Linked DNA regions of Mus musculus: region 2 is linked to region 1. Evidence: chromatin loops called from intact Hi-C (ENCODE). Cell type or tissue: heart. All regions are shown on one strand. Links, peaks and the distances in the headings refer to the core of each region. The heading gives the core; the rest is flanking DNA.

Region 1 (8,647 bases), core at 277-8,276:
CCTGCCTGATTTAGTCTACAAAATTAGTCTGCCGGTTATGTTGTTAAAATGTCTAAAATCAGCGCATACAGTGTGATATTCTACTTGTAATACCACATATAACCGAGAGGCTCAGCTGGCCTTGGAGGGGTCCTGGAAACCCCTGGTTACCAGAAACCGCTAAGGACATTCTTATTCTTGGTATCTAACTATAGACAAGTAAGAGCAAGGTCAAATACCAGGGATGTATGACAGCGGAAAACAGTGACCTCTCCGGAGCCTAATGGATGCTGGGAAACAGCCTTTACTTTTGACAATGGAGACTCTCAGCACAGAAAAGTTGTAAAGCATTTGAGAGCTTTTTCTTCACCTTACATGAAAATAATAAAAAAAAAATACCAGTCGGACCCAAATATAGAGTCACTCCCTGGTGTTCCTGTGTAGATTTGGTTTACTGATGCCAAACACAAGGACAAAAGAGACCTGCATGCGAATTCTTGGTGTGCCTGCCACGAGGGCACTTCTTATTCACCTACAGGGAAGGAGACAATGACTGCCCTGAGCTTATAGGACAAACTTGGAGAGTCTTCTAGGGGCTCATTTGCTAATGAATGGCAAAATTAGTCTAAAAATCAACATCATTACGAGTTAGGAAGGGGGGACCTGTGAAGTCACCAGCCCTTGCCTACCACTAGGCAGCAGTACTCGCTATCATCAGCCAATAAAATGTAGTATTTTAATCTATATATTATTAATATATTACATTGGTATATAATATAAATATATTATAAATTATAAAGATTTTCATACACACACACACACACGTGTGTGTGTGTGTGTGTGTGTGTGTGTGTGTGTGTGTGTATGTGTATGAACCTTTGTAGGGAACACATGGACACTGGGTCAGTTCAACATCTGGTAGAGAAAAACAGAATTATGTTTGATAGTTCAGAACTTTCTAAAGGTAATTTACAACGTATAGGACAAATAGCAAGCTTTCGGTACTCCGCAGTGGCTAGCTGAAGAGAGAAGGTGCCCTCACATCCTTGCAGGCAGGAGTCCTGGAGAGGTTTAGCTACCAGCCGTCCCTGTTACCAGAGGCCAAAGTTTTATAAAGTCAAGCAGCTGAGTGCGAAGCTTGAGTGGCCCAAGCTCAGGGTCTGCTCACGAAGAAGGCAACTTGCACCTGGTCCAACCAGCAACAGGGACCAAAGTGGCTGTCTCCAGAGAAGAAATATTGGAAAAGCCCAATGCAAAATTGCTTAGGAAAGGAAAGGAGCCGGCGGGGGGGCGGGGGGGGGGGACGACACTATCGGACACCCGCAGCTGTAACTCACGGTGCACTTAACAGAGTAGGACCCGTGACTTAGTGGATACTGGAATCCGAAAGGAGGAAGGAACAAGAAGACTCAAGACTTGCCAAAGAACACAGTGACAGAGGGCAGAAAATAAAATCACAGTCCTAAAAGAAAGCGAAGATCAAAATTAAGCATAGGGGGATTAATGTTAATGTCCAAGCTTGCCCAGCGTAAAGGCCAAATTGTGATTACACATCTCAGAAAGAGGAGTTCCAGGTTCTCCAGTCAAATGTTCTCTTCATGTCATCAAAAACAATCTCTTAGTAAGTGAACCTGAAGACGGGTTTTTTTGGTTGTTAGTTTTTAGTGATGGGGTTTTTTGTTTGGTTGGTTGCTTTTATTTTGCTTTGTTTTCTAATTTCTCCAACCCCTATATGAGTGGCTGTCGACTGAAATGCACTTCTGAATACCGTGTTAACATCCTCAGTCCCGCCAGAGTCTTGGCTTCTCTGAGCCCCACAGGTTCCTTAAACTGAAAGACCCCCAACAAGCACAGAAAGGACATTGTGGCTTGAATCACTACTGTGCAACCTATATAGAAACAGATATAAAAAAACAGATTCGAACTCATCTCAACCAACTACAGCATGTGGTTTTAAACAATGTATCGCATGTTTCTTGTGCTGTGTATACTGGGGTGAGGGGCAGTGTCAATGTGTACTGAGATATTTGCCAGCATTGGTGGATCTTGTTCAGTCCTCAGTAGGGTGCAAGGCCTGGACCTAGATAGACACCATGAGCTTACAAAGTTGTGCTTCAGACACAACTGCTTTTCCAGGGCGACCAGATGTGAGGAAATGCATGAGTGACCTTTGCATGGGGCAATAGGCATGAATAATAATAATAACAACAACAGAACACACTCAGCTGCCCCTTTGCCCCCATTTCTTAGAGACAGAAGAAAAGCAGGACCAGGAAGAGGCGTGGTTTCCACAACTACAGAGTCAGGTGTGCCTCTTTCAAGTGTGGTCCACTGAACAAATTCTTCCTAAAGTCATTCTTCCTAAAGTAGAGTTTTGACCTTGGAACTCCGATCAACTCTCCAATCCCCTCAAGGTTGGCACTGGGGAATGAGGAAACTCCTCCAAGGCCAGAAGTCAGCCTGAGGAGCCACCCAGCTTCCTGCACTGCCTCTTCCCAAGGTAAGGTTCCCCAACTGTCACAAGAGCCAGCCAGGTGCCATCAGCTTCTAGAACTGACCAAGTAACCAGCCAGCTGTTTCGCTTTGCTGATGAGTGATTAAATCTGGTCTCTGTCCACCGGTTTATCTGTGCTTATGAATTAGATCACAGCGACCTCTAGCTTCCTTGGAGCCGTGCCATCCTCAAAATGTCTTCGGGCCTCCGGGCACTGAGAGCCAAGTCTAAGTGGAAAGCCCGGAGGCCACAACCTCCTTCCTATCGGCTGGGAAAGCTGCAGCTGAAGAACAGAGGAGCGTTTGGGGCAGTACTTCCTCGAAGGAGGCGGAGGGGACACTTTAAGTGTCCACGGGAGCACCAAATCTCTGGGTTTCAGAACCCTGCTCAGAAGAACTCAAACACCACTCTCGGAATTCATAGCAAAGGGGATAGAGCCCAGATGCAGTCAAGTCCTGGGACAGCAGCCACCTGCACTTAACAGGGCTCCTTTCCTTCTAGAAAACTTTTCCCTCTATCCTGACAGTGGCTTTTCAGCAGCGTCACTAAAATGAGCCTAACTGCCTGCCACAGGGCCACATGCACAGTGACTGGGGAGGTAAGAAGATACCAAGTGAGATCCGAGGGGAGCAGACTGCAAGGGGAGCAGACTGAGAGCTCTTGTGGGAAGGTCTGCGCCTGAATGGGCTCCTTTGCCTCCCAAACTCTTCTTCCTGTGTCAGATGCAACAGCAACCAAAGAAGGCAGGTGCTCCTGGCCCGGAGAGCAGTGCCTGGGTTCTGCAGAGCAGGGTCAGAAACACAGAGGTATAGTGCTCACCCAGACACAGCAGACCTAGCAAGGAAACAGGAAAGAGACCGTGACCTTCAAGATGCCCTGCAGCAACTGCGAAACCATGTGGCCAAGATTCCTGGATACGGGAGCTATTCCAATGTCCTTGATGCTTAATCTCCTGTTAGACAACAACTCTAGGACTTGTACCCAAAGGCTTAACACTTACAGTCCCCTGTCTCCCTCCAACCCAACCGAGTGAACTGCCACACTGCCTTGCCGCCAAGAGTTAACAAATACACCAAAGACCAGAGTTGCTGCAATCCCCAAAAGGATTTGGTTTTAAGAAAAAAAAAAAAAATCAGCAAGAAAACAGTTGACTACGCATTGCAATTTTTTATTATAAAACAGCTCCAGCATTAGCACAGCTCTTAATGCCAGGGGCATAACTCAAGATGAATAATTGCAGAATTGTCTCAAGGGGATGAAGCACACACTGAAAGCGAAGTCTAACTTTTGCTTGCTATTTGTAGCAATAATTCTACAACCTTGACCGGAACAGCACACTTCTAGGAAATAGAAAAGAGAGCTATCTCTAAAACTCTACAGACTAGACTCTCAGAGTATATGTAGTCCAGAGACTGGAATGAACAGCGTCACCTGGGAGCATTTCAGAAATGCAGGGTCTCAGGTCCCAATCCGGAGTCACTGGATCAGAATCTGCATGAGGGCAAGATGCTCAGATGACTCATTGGGCACCAAAGTTGAGGTTTCCTAGCCAATCACTGTACCTGGAAGACCGCAGTGCACCGCAACTCTCCAGCTTCCCCCATTCACCTCTTAGAAGACTAGAACTATTAGCCGTGAAAAGAGAATGTAGGGAAAAGTATATGTGCCCATAAGGTCACATAGTTTGTGATGAAGTATATCCAAGGGCAACACAAGTGTAAGTGACATGTGACAGTCAACTGCCTAATCCAGTGACTGTCAACTATGCCCATTGCGTCCAGCAGGCCAAGTAGCCAAGCACAGCCTCTCATCTCTACAGGGATTCAGAAGCTTGGAAATCATGTCTAACCACATTCCTGTCAACTGCCCATCACTAACAGCTGCTCAGCGGAGAGGCTCAGTACAGGGAGAGGAGCTGTGGCCACTGTTTTCCACGCAAACCGTTACAGCCCCGATCTCTCCCACTCGTGAGGACACTGCCGAACTAAGGGTAAAATGTCATCTCATCACACCAATAACCATGAACCCACTCGTCTTTTAAGGGACCTGATAATCGTGTTGGCAACTGAGCTACAATTAGTTATCAATTGCTTGCTTGCCACCTGCCCTGCTCCATAGAGAATCATAGTCTGGGGAGTGTGGAGGAATAGCGGAATCATCTAAACACATCACTGCTGCCCCCACCATTTGCCTGCCACCAGGCCCCTGCCTTTCATTTTGCATTTCTCCCTCTTACAAGCAAATGGCGCTCACTGATCTGGTCTGACATTACTCGCTGAGGCCGCCATCCATAGGATAGTGGCTGAGGTATTCACAGTCCAAAACCATGATCCTGTGGAATTTCCTGAGTCTGGGCCCTGGAGGGTCACTTGTCAGCTGTTCTGGACAAATGCACGTTCCCCATCAATGAGTGAGAGAGAAGGGCACTCCTGGTGGTCTTGGAAACAGCAGACAATGACCATTTCACTTTTTCTGACAGCAAAATAAGAGAGAAACTAGATGCCATGCTTTTACAATCTGGAAAGGAAGACTTTTAAATGTAAAAATAAAGTAAACAGAAGGCAAGCATACCCAGACTCGGGGTATCATCTAGGCAGATTCTCCACCAACCAGTTTCCTTCCAATGTGGCTAGGAAACTGGAGTCTTAGTCCAGCAATGTTGAAGGTTCAGGCAAAAGCCAGTTTTTCTCCCGTACAATGATAGACCAATCAACGGTCAAGTTCCTGTTGAATATGACTCTTACTGTGAATAGAGGAAAACCACGTTTCCCAGTGCACAGAAAGGCTAATTTAAAGACATTCTGACAGTGGTAGCCACAGACACAAAACCAGGATTAATCACATCCTCCTCCACGCCCAAAATGATCTGCTGGTTTGTACGATTTAAAACAGGACTGGAAAGGTCTTTAGTGCTTACAGTTAATGAGGATCCCGCAAACGTTTTGATACGAGATAGGCCCTTGGAGAGCGTGTTGTCAACTCTCCTCATTTTCCAGCTGAAGGAACTGATCCCCGGAGCAGCTGAACTGTCAGAAAGTATAGAGTTAAAATTCCTATGGGAGGTTGAGGTGGTGGGGGCTCCACCACAGGCACTACAAAAGCAGTGTGAGGAGACAGACGTGAGAGCGATCTGCTTGCATGACCTTCTGACGGACTGAACTTCCACACACAAGTCTGTAACGGCTCGGCTCGGCAGTGCTGGGATCCCTCAGCACTGAGGCCTGCTCTGTGGAGCGGCCAGCACTGCTCTGAGAGAAACACACTACACAGGGATCATTTCCAAAGCCAGAGTCACCCTTCTGAAGTCACGGGGGTCTGCAGCCGGCCATATCCAAAAAGACAGGCACATGCATTTTAGATCAAATATTAATGCTTATAAGTTTCCAATGCAACATTTACACACCCGCAGGTGGCCTTTTTCAGGGGAATCTCTGCTGAACCGGCTCCATTACCAGAAGCTTCTATGAAACCACAACCACCCATCTGTACACTTGAAAGAGTCAGACCCTCTGCGAGGTGGTGAGAATAGCCCCAGTTGCCACAAGCACTCAAGGAAACAACTGACATCATTTTTTTTTTTTTGCAAAGTTCTAAGAAGGATTAATGGAGGATAACAAAATATTCAAAGAATCTGCAGGATTTCAAATCTGCAATAAGGAAAACTCGCACACGTAAAACAACTAATTATTAATAGTATTCATGAGACTTGGTTACTCAGTATTTTTAAGCTCTCCTTGCAATTTATCAGGTTCTCACTTGGCACCCCGAGGCAGCTAGCCTAGCCAAAGTCGAGATTCAGTGCAGACCATGTCTCAAAAAGGTAAGGTGGGAAGGGATGGATGGAGACACCAAACACTAACCTCGTTTGCCTCCAAAGGGGCAGGTGAGGGCAAGCACAACCATACAAGCCCATGTGCACACACATGCACACACCACACTGAGAAGACTAATAAGGAAGAGGACGTATGGGGAAGACACTGGAAGCTGAGCTATGACCCCCCACTCACGTGCACATCCATGAATACCCTCCTGCCGGTAACAAGAACAAATGCACACCCCACACGTGTAAACATAGGTACATGTACTATCTTACAGTTAAACATGTAGTGCCTGTTTCACTTTCACTCTGTCCTTGATGGCAAGAATATTCCCACTGTTTGTGACTCTGTCAACTTAGAGGACCGTGTGCAAACGTTTGATTGATATATGTCAACTAGTCCTTTAAGATACACTGAGCCCTGAGCATCTAACGTTCACCTTCTGCCAAGGGCAGAACAGACCTTAACAAATAAAAAAATGAGGAAGATAAATGAAAAAAATCATGTACTGATAGACTCAAACTTATTCTTTTGGTCTAAGACTCTAGTTTTGCTCAGATCTCTACGGTTTTTATAATATATGAAAGTTACTGGTGATAATTAAAGCCCTGAAAAGAAGGAAGGAAAGAACAGAGAAAAGAAGGAAGGCAGAAAGGGAGAGAGGGGAAGAGACTGCATCCCATCTACTTCCCTGATGTTTGGCCCCACCCCCACCCCACCCCACTCCCATCCCACTCCACCCCCACCCCATGCAGTTGAGTGCGCACAGCTGAGGAAGGACTCCAGCAGGAAGCAGGGCAGAGTGCTTCTTCCTTGCTGGATTCACCCTGTAAGCTTTCTTGAGTTATTGCCCAAGCTAATCCTAGCAGCTGCCAAGGGGGGAAGCAGCTCACGGTCTGTCCCAGGTGCCTCTTGCTGATGGCGTACAGCTAGAACGGAAGAAAAACCACATTTCCAGAGCTGATCGCACCCTGGGCTCAGGCGAGAGGTTTCACCAAATATCATCATCTATCAAAATCCCCCAAGCCAAGAAGTCACATCAACTTACCCTCCTTACTAATAAAAGTAATTTTAAAAAAACTAGTCTCTGAGATTTTTCTTATAATTATTCATACCATAATTTACATGATAATGAACTATCCCTGAATCTCAAAGCAAGTATTTGGGTTGACTACAAAGCCACTCATAGCCACCACAGCTTCTAACCCATCTGTGGACTCTATTTTCTAGGCACACCCAATGTCCATGTTTTCTCTGCTTCACGCCCTCTGATTTCATTCACTATTTAACCCATAGTTACCCAGGGCAAAGCAACAGCAAAAGATTTTTTGTTTTTTTCATTAAGAAACTATCTTTGGTGAGGTGCACTGGCCTACCTGCTACAATCCCTGCATTTAGGAGGTGGAAACGAGATTCTGGGTCCAAGAACAGGTGGGCAACAAATGAGCAAGCCTATCTCTGGCCCGTTGCTATACAAGCTTATTCAGTTAATATATCAACTGTGCCTTATACCACCCACAGGCTCCTTGACTTGCAAGGAGGCGGGGCCTCCATCATGTGTCCCTGTCAGATCACAGTCACCAAACCTTCCTAAACCCCTGCCTCCTGTCAGGCACTCTCTGGTAAAGTAGCCGTAAACAACAGAGTTTCTACCTGTGGGAGCTACCTGGTTTGGAAGGAAGAAAGAAAAGGAGGAACCCAGTCTCCACAGGGTACCACAGGCTAGATCAAGTGAGGGTGTGCAGAGACCATGTTCAAAGTTCTTAGGGGCTCAGCCAAGTGAGGCAGGGTAAGTGAAGGAGAAGGTGAAAAGGGTTTCTCAAGGAGTGGCTGCCAGAACTAGAGGTGTAGGGTAGATGGTGTTAGCAAAGCAGAGAGGGTCCTGAAGACCAGGAGCATGTGTAGAGGAGACACAGCCACAGGTAGGTCCCCGCTCCTCTGCACAGTCATGGGTGTGTGTGTGTGTGGGGGGGTGTCTTTATTTGCTGTAGCAATCTGTTTTAAATTGCAGGCCAGGAAGTGACCGGGGCAGTACACAGTGGACTCTTCCCTCTTTCAGAATGGGAAATGATAGGGGCAAACAAAGGGGAACAGCAAAGGAATGGGGGTAGGAGGTCGGGCAGAGCACGGAGCCCTGCCCTTTAACCACTTCCTTGTCATCTTGCAACACTGCAAAAAGGTAAAGCCCCGCCCCCTCCTGCAAGCTGGCAACAGTTAGCTGACTGCAAAATGGGATGTTTAACCGTGCTCTGGTGTTTCATTATCACAGATACGTACAGACTACATGGTTACAGGCCCAGAACGAGCAACCACATCTTCCAAGTAGGCTTCCCAGTGAGTGTCAGAGCCCACACTC
Region 2 (8,647 bases), core at 225-8,224, 52 kb after region 1:
GACAGAATTTCAATGTTTCGCATTTACAGGCGTTTTTGCATCGAATGCTTCCCGAGGCTTCAAGGAAATACCTAATACACAGAAAGCTCTTTCTTCCCTTCTTTTACTAAAACAAAACTGTATTAAACAATAATGACATTCTCTCTTTTAATTCCATTAACCAAAGCCCACCATGGTGGCATGCTATGTCTCTATACTCACTCACAAGCGCACACTCGAGCGCACACTCACAGACTGGACGCCCACGTATATTCACAACTGTGAGCTTGTATTCTGCTGTTGCCAATAGTTAGGTCATAGTTTCCACATCTGTACTGTGTGTTTCTAAGGACATACACTGTGGTGCGACATGCCCAACGTGTTATCAAGCCATAAAGTCTTGCCGTTGGCCCTTGCCTTCTCCTTTATCTCACTGTGACACAATGCTGGAGAGGGGATAACCCACCCTTGATGCAAACTAATGCTCCAGCAGTGCCAAATGAAGAAGCTTTGAGGCTTTCACATGGCCACCTTATTTGGTGATTCACCAACTCACTTGTAAAATCATTTATTTGTCAATGATTTGCCAAGCCAAGTGAGTATAAAGAGTCAGTCAATTTCGCTTGGAGATTATTTACCAGGGAGACTACTGTAACTCACCACACACACCAGGAAGTCAGGTGAACCTACACCAGAAAATATTCACCACCACCACTACTACTACTACAACTGCTACTACTACTACTACTTCTTCTTCTTCTTCTTCTTCTTCTTCTTCTTCTTCTTCTTCTTCTTCTTCTTCTTCTTCTTCTTCTTCTTCTTCTTCTTCTTCTTCTTCTTCTTCTTCTTCTTCTTCTTCTTCTTCTTCTTCTTCTTCTTCTTCTTCTTTTTTTTCTTCTTCTTCTTCTTCTTCTTCTTCTTCTTTTTATTCTTCTTCTTCTTCTTCTTCTTCTTCTTCTTCTTCTTCTTCTTCTTCTTCTTCTTCTTCTTCTTCTTCTTTTACTTCTTCTCCTCCTCCTCCTCCTCTTACTCCTGCTGCTGCTGCTTTTAATGTTAGCATAGAACAGAAACTGAGAAGAAATCTCTTGCTCTCGTAACACTGTAGCTCCATCATGGCCTGTATTCACTAGAATGCTAAGCACTGTCAGCAAGAGTCTCCCTGAATATCTTCCAGAAGGTTCTTAATTAGCTCATAATATACAAACATGTGGTTGATAAACTCAGAACTATACATATAACACACAAATAAATATCACTGGTAGGGATGTGACCTTTAGGGTCTCCTAGCTCAATGCACACATGCAAACCACAAGCTCATTTAGTCCCTATACCAGCAAGCCTCCAGATTCCTTCCTGTAAACACCAGGCAATACTGAACACAGCAGGGGCTCTGGAACCGGCTGCAGCTCCTGATGCCTTCATAACTTCAGGAGTGCTACTCTCCAGAGGATGTGAAATATTTACCCGTGTCTGAGAGGAGACCAGCATCAGCAGCCTGGCATGTCCCTCCCCCACATCTCAGAGACTACCAGCACGTTCTCCCTCCCTTGCTTTTCTCTGCCTACTTGATTGAACCTGTGAGCCCAGCTGTTTCAGGAGAACATCTGAAGGAGGAAGCGGTGGTTATCCACAGATCAGATGTTCTCATGGGAGAGCCTGGACTCCATCCTGGAAAGATGAGCCGTGTTCTGCTGCTTGGCACACTCTCCCATTTCTAAGCCACTGGGAGGAATAGTGCCATGCTAAGGAGCTCTATGACAACATCCTGTGCAATAGGAAATGGGAGCCTGTGTTTTCATTTTAAGATGATGCAGATTTTCTGAATCTTCTAAACTCAAAGGACAGCCGAAATCTTCACACAACTAAAATCTCGCCATACCAAACCATGTCAGAAGTAACTAAACTGTAGCAGAGCCTCGCAAATGTCTAGGCCACCGGGTATTTGAATGTCCTATTAAATTCCATAGTAGTATATGTCCTGAATTATAGCCCCAGCCATCTTCTCCAAGAACCATCATACCAAAAGTGACCAAAAATAATTTCCATTCACTTTTGCTTCATAAGATTATCATGTAAAAATGTGTATGTATAGAGGTCGTAGCCTGTGAGAGATATCTTGGCTAACCAGTGGAAGGCCCTGGGATCAGGCCCTAACCCTAAAAAATAAGTATATAAATCTGTGAGCCAAAAGCTATATTATCAAAATGTCTAAAAAGTAAGAAGGATGGTGAAGACTACACTGTATTAAGCACTGGCCTTGGCGATGAGCACACATGAAATTTACTAAATATGTGTATCCTGTACCACCTTCCCAATTCCCTCTCAGTGCTAAAACTCACATCCTCGAAGGAACCCTGAGCTTAAAGGGCAGTAAGGAGTCTATTTGGTTAAACAGATGATCCTGTTTCACTACCATTTAAAGTAGACACTTCTCTTTTTGTATCTGTTACACTGAACTACGTGACCTTTACTTGACTTTACTGTTATAAAATTCAAAGAGCTCCGGGACCTAACATTGCCAGACAGAACAATCTCTTTTTAAGTCAGAGACACTAAGAGTTCCTTGACAGAGATCTTATGTGAGGGCTGCAAAGTGGCAACCCGGAATACTATGACTGTTCAGCTGACACGTTTTTAGCTAAGATCTCTAAGGTTTGTATTCACAGCCTAACATTTACTAAACTCAACCAATGAGGATTTCAAAGTGAGTCTGCGGGGAAGGGGCGTTTTCATCAAGATGCTGAACTGCCAAAACCCCTCTCTAGGGTTTCCATTTTCCAGTCATACTCCCCAGCTGACTTCTAATTTCTTAACTGAATGTTGGAAATTCCATCCCAGATTTTCCCTTTAAAGATGTTTGCCTCATAGCCTACACTGCAGAGGCCAAGATGTATCTGGCAAGGAGACGCCATGTCTCACAGAAAGATGTGGGTGGAACGGGTCCCATGAAAAGAGAGGCCTCTGAGAACCCACACAGACCCAGAGTTCTAGCACAGAGGGGCACTGGTGTGTATTTATAGGCAAGCCTGGGCTGTTTATTTTGTCCTTATGTCAGGAAACTACAAACATTCATTTCAGAGTCAGTAGGCTCTGGCCATCAAGGGTCCACTCAGAAAGCCAGCCTTGTAGCCCCTTAAGCCACAAGTGTAAAAGAAAACTTCTCAAAATGCTCCGGCTGTAATGACTTTAGATCCTTGGATCCACAGGCTCAATTCAGTGAAGGATGAGACGAACTATACACAAATCATTTACAAGTGTGTGGAATATAAGCAGTCCTGAAGGAATGTAGCTGGGAGCTGAGAGAAGCTGCCCACAGCTCTCTTCTCATTCCCGAGCCCTTCCAGACCTCTGAAGGCAAAGGCCACCTTCCCTGCCCCCTGCCCCTTCCTCGCCCCAAATCACAAGGACCTTTGTCTAGCTGGGCTTCCTGCTCTGATTCCAAAAAGATTTCTTAGAATACAGAGTCAAAATCATGTTCCAGGGAGACCACTCAATCATAAGAAATCTCTAGTTATCATGAAAAGTAAAGAACAGACAACAGGGGTTGTCACACTTGCTGTAGCAGCTTTGAAAAATGACTCTGTCAATGGCTTCAGAGAAACAGGAAACAACTAGGAAGAGGCAAGGCCTTCTGGACAGGTGGAGAACCCCCCCCCCCCAACTTCACTGGAGAACCAGAGAGCTAGGAGTCCTGGTCCATCTTCCTTAGCGGTGGGCCTCCTGCTCCAGGACCACAGTGCTTCCTGAGAGAGACCCATGTTCATGATCAGCGAAACTTCCCAAACACAGACTCCAGGATACAGCCTACAGGGGGAAATCTGCCCTTGTTCACTGGCTGATGGCTTTATGATGTGGAATGAGGAAGGCATATGTGTTATGAGAACAAACTGTTCTCTGTTCTCACTCCTGACTTACAAGAGTCAGAGCAACGTACCTTTTGAACAAGCCCCTGGAGACAGGAGTAGATATACTGCCATTACTCGAAGTTCTGACTAGCTTCCACAGAGATCATAGTAAAACACCAAGTCTAGACATGGTCTACGCACATCATACCCACCCATCCACCTTAAAAGTGCCTTAACCCCATTTTGTGCCTGACAAAACTTGGCCCAAGTTAACATTTCTTTTCAAAGGTGGTCCAATAAAAAGTTGTATCTAGGTCCTTCTGGCACATGGAAGTCCTCCTGTGTGAATCCCTCTAAAAAGCAGAAGGAATTGCCTCTTTGTTTACTTGGTCATCAACGAACAGTCAGTCATGATGCACTGAGTTCTGCCCCAAAGATGCCTTCACCAACCCAAGTCCTAAGCACAAGTGGCTGGACCCCAATAATGACGCATAGGAACTGAGTTACTAAAATCGTAAGGGACATAATACACAAAAGTTTGGGCAAACATTGAGATATTTGGAAACAAAGAGTACCCTGAAGATATCATGCAGGCTTATCGTTCTATGTGCTTGAGGAGTTCAGGCAGAAGGGTTACTTCACAGACAGAAGGACTGCCTAGACAGACACTGCTTCAAGACTGGGCATGGACAACTCTAGCACACAGCAAGAGAAAAGAAAAAAATAGGTCGGAAGACAAATCCAATCAGTAAACTAGACGGCTATGGTCATCCACAGAAGATGGTGTGCACACATTTTCATCTCTGCTTCCCACTTAATGCATGGCTGTGGTCCTCGGGCTGGCTGTGGTGATGAGCTTCCTGGGAGGGAACAGTGTGGCCCTGCTTCATGTGTCATATGATGCCACTTCTAGAACAGTTTCACAAAGGGATCTCTATCTATAAACATCAACCCAGCACTACTGATAGACGGAGCTGATAACTCTTTATGGTAGCGTACTGCACTGCGTGTTACAGGATGTGTGATGGCATCTCGCTTCAACCACTAGAGGCCAGCAGCAGGTCCCCTGCTCTGAACCTGTGACAAGTGAAAGTGTCTACTGAAGTGACAGATGTACCTAGAATGTAGAGCGGAAGAGTCAGGACCAATCTCCCATGCACCAAGAGCCTGAGATCTCAGAGTTAGAGGGGCTCTCCCTGCAAGAGGGAAGAGAAAGTGAATTGGGATAAGGAACTAAGTCAGACACTGGTTCCCTGTACAGACATTCACTGAGAACGGAAATTATCTGAGGGGAAAATCCAGAAATGTGGGTGATTCAGATCTTAGACAATCTGCTTTAGGTGGCCAAAAATCAAACACACTTGGAAACAGAACAAAAAAGATGAAGCCAATAATAATAATTTTTAAGAATGGTGTTTAGCCCTGTGAAGCTCAGCTATATATAAAGTCAGGGCCTCATCTCCTAGGAAGCACTTTGTCCTAAGCTGTGTCCAAGAGAAAGATCATGCCAGGGGTGTTGGCAGTGTCAAACACAAGCCCCTATCATGGTGCTGACGTGATACTGAGATTAAACACCGTGGAATGTGGAACGAGGAGTGGAAACACAGGACCTGTTCTACACCCAGGACCTCCTGCCACTTGGAACATAGCAAAAGGCCAGCCATAAAGCCTGCAGGCCAGATGTGTGTTCTTAAAAAGCTTGTGAAAGGCGCCAGGTGCACCTGGAGCGGCAGCAGCCCGGGGATTCCGAGGGCTTAACAAGCACCGTCCACTTGTCCTTGGGTACAGCACAGGTGCCCTGCTGAGAACTGTACACAAAGTAAGGCTGCCACACCTGGTCTCGCCCTTCTGGTAGGCACCTTGGGGCAACTTTAGAAAGAGTCACTGGAGTGACATAAGCCACAGGTAGTTTTGGGTCCGCCAAGGTTCCTGCCCTCCATCAACTGTGACCAAACTAAGGCAAAGAATGAACCTGTCATTCAAACAAAAGGACCAGGTGAACTGGGAAATTTCTTCACACCAGAAACAAGTTGGGAGTTACAGAAGTGAGAAACAGTTCCCCATGTCCTTGTCCAGGGAACCAGAGGCCAGAGCGAGAGAGGAATGCACAGCCTGAGTCGAGAGGGCTGACAGGAATCAGCTCAGTGCTGACTGAAACACAGCGGCGCCTTTCTTACCAGTCAGGCCAGGCTCCCTGCCCAGCAAGGAGCAAGATGTCCAAAGCAGCTGGATAAGCAGTCTGTGCTTACAGTCCCAGCTACTCAGGGAGCTGAGGCAGGAGGATTGTTTGGGTCTAAGAGGTCAGTTTTTATTCCCTGGCATCACAAAATGGAAAAAAAAGTGTATATGTATGTGTGTGTGTGTGTGTGTGTGTGTGTGTATATATATATATATATATACATATATATATATATATATATATATATATGAATGACAGACTTGGATTTCTCTACATTATTTTAACTTTGCCATATACTTGAAATTTTCATGAAAAATACTAAAAGCACTTTTTTAAAAAATTGTGGGTTTTTTTTTTTTGAGACAAGGTTTCTCTGGGCTCAAAAACAGAGATCTACCTGCCTTAGCTCCCCAAGTGCTGGGATGAAAGGTATACACCGCCACACACCAGCTCTGAAAGCAAGCAGCATTGCTCATCCTAGAGTGTGACAAGAGCAAAATAAGTATATGTTAAATAAAAATTATAGGCTATAAAAGACTATGAACACAACGCAAAGTTTGTGAGACTAAATACCGAAGTATTAATGGTTGTCCTCTTCTGAAAGTTTGAGAGTAGGCTAATGGGTGAGTTTTACTTTTCATGCATTTGTAACTTTTTACCTTTTTTTTTTAAATCAGCGATTATTGCTTTGCTATCTAAACAAAATGTATGCTTAAAAAAGAAAAAAAAAATCTGCAGTGCTGCAATCAAATCCAGGGCACCCTACCGCTGGTTCTCACCTCCAGAGGAAGAAATTTAAGCCATAAGACATTTGCCTTGTATGCACAAAGCCTGGATTTGGTTCCTAGTTCCATAAAAAAGAAACATCATCAACAACAAAACTTACATAAAATAATTAGTGGAAAAAATAGTCAAAACAATGACATCTATTGTAATTAGCATAAATTACTAAATTTGGCAAAAGACACTAATACATTACTTAATCGAAACAGGATTAATTGGCTAATTGGCAAGATTAGCTTGACTCAATGGTAAACTCTATGCAAATATTTCAAAATCTGATCTCTTCTGTTCCCACACATTCTGGATAAGGAATATACAACCAGTACTAACAATTCTGAGATAACTACTCAGCCCCACGTCACAGATAAGAACAAAGGCTTGAAGAAGGAACTGCCCAGTGTCTCCAACAGCTGCCCCAGGAATGTTTCCAAGCTGGGTCTGTTCCCAAAGGCCGTGCCTTAACAAGTGGAGTGTGAGGAAGAGGACACAGGAAGGAGAGTGGAGAGAAAGGCAGCAGGAGAACTGGGGCAGCGAAGACTACAGACCACGGCTCAGCATCTGACCCTGCAGGGCTCTCTCCTTAGATGAATTACAGATCATAGTGGAGCTATACATGTATTCTGGCCTCAAGGACAAGCAATGTGTATTCTGAAGGAAGAGACAATGCCGGCCAGGGATGTGGTTCCGTAAGGAAAAGTGCTGGTCATGCAGGACTGGTGACTTGAGTTTGAACCCCAGAACCCACAAGATGGCAGCAGGAAGAAATGGGTTTCACAAAGTTGCTCTCTGACTTCCACACATGTGCTGTATCACAAACATGTGTACATGCATATATAAATATATATGCATGATGTATGTGTGTTCATATACATTTATACATATACACATATAAACATACACACAAATATTTTTAAAAAGAGACTAGAGATCTTGATGTTTTATATGGAGAAACATATAGGCAAACTCTACCCAACCCCTTGACATAAAGAATTCGCATTTGACCTGCTCACTCACCACCTGAACTCTGGCCAACCCTACCCGTCATCATTAAGACTTATACACAGCTAACCTAGAGGACGGCATCCCTCTCAAGTGATCAAATAGAAATGTACTCTGGAGACCAGCGATGTTAACACTCTGCGCCAATCACCGCCAGCAGAGCAAACACAGCTCTTTGGCTCGAGCATCAGCACTGCAGCCTTCACGACTGTCTAGGGGGCTCCACAGTCAAGGCCGTGAAGAAAGCTACACAGAGAAGACACTGTCATGGAAACTGACTGTTCAAAGCTGACGCCTTCACTTATAGTCCACTCAACCATTCTCTTCCCCATCTCTGATGTCTCTCAAATCCTCATCTCCAGCTCCAGTCCGAGGGCTGAGACCCCAGTTCCCATTTGGATACATGGAAAAGACATCCCTAAACCTCCCCAGTGCACACTTCTTCCTGTGCAGAGAAGCTCTACCCTATCCAGTGACAGGCAAGGGCACATGACTGGTTCTGGCTAATGACCCGTGAGCAATATGGGCACTCCTCTGCACAGAGCTTGTGCTGAGGGCCAGAACAGACCAGAGGGAGGCCACCTGAACTGCTGCGGGAAGGACATCTCCCAGGTCCACAGAACTGTGTGGCTTTAATTCCTGGGACTGAAGGGCTATTTGCTGCATGCTGCAAGCAAGCTATCCTGGCCAACACAACAGGCTTGGTGGCCATCCCAGGCATATCACAGCTACATCTGATGTCACCTCCACCTTCTTCCACCTAAATCCAAAGATTTAGCCTACCTACATGCTGTTTTCATTAACCACCCTGTATCTAGGGTTCGGCCCACCCCCTTTTGCATCTCCAGGCCTATGTGAAACA

Evidence for each region. A loop is a pair of places that touch in the nucleus more often than their neighbours do. Peaks named below come from ENCODE experiments on the same cell type or tissue, not always from the same donor. Only the 100,000 strongest peaks of a DNase experiment are listed, where the experiment ranks them.
Region 2: a loop joins it to region 1, with 7 times the contacts of the local background. A loop is called at or near these places in 5 of 42 quality-filtered maps.

What each region holds. Positions count from the first base shown.
Region 1 is chr2:68,374,208-68,382,854 of GRCm38, forward strand. All of the region lies in intron 5 of Stk39 (serine/threonine kinase 39), which reads right to left. Among named protein-coding and RNA genes, the nearest start is that of Stk39, 93 kb to the right of the region's middle. In heart, for the core only: CTCF peaks have their summits at 2,632 and 4,236; DNase peaks (open chromatin) are centred at 2,674, 4,324 and 7,164; H3K4me3 peaks cover 938 bases; H3K27ac peaks cover 5,572 bases.
Region 2 is chr2:68,425,817-68,434,463 of GRCm38, forward strand. All of the region lies in intron 1 of Stk39 (serine/threonine kinase 39), which reads right to left. Among named protein-coding and RNA genes, the nearest start is that of Stk39, 42 kb to the right of the region's middle. In heart, for the core only: a CTCF peak has its summit at 4,867 (motif pointing right); DNase peaks (open chromatin) are centred at 4,885, 5,395, 5,965 and 7,225; H3K27ac peaks cover 3,925 bases.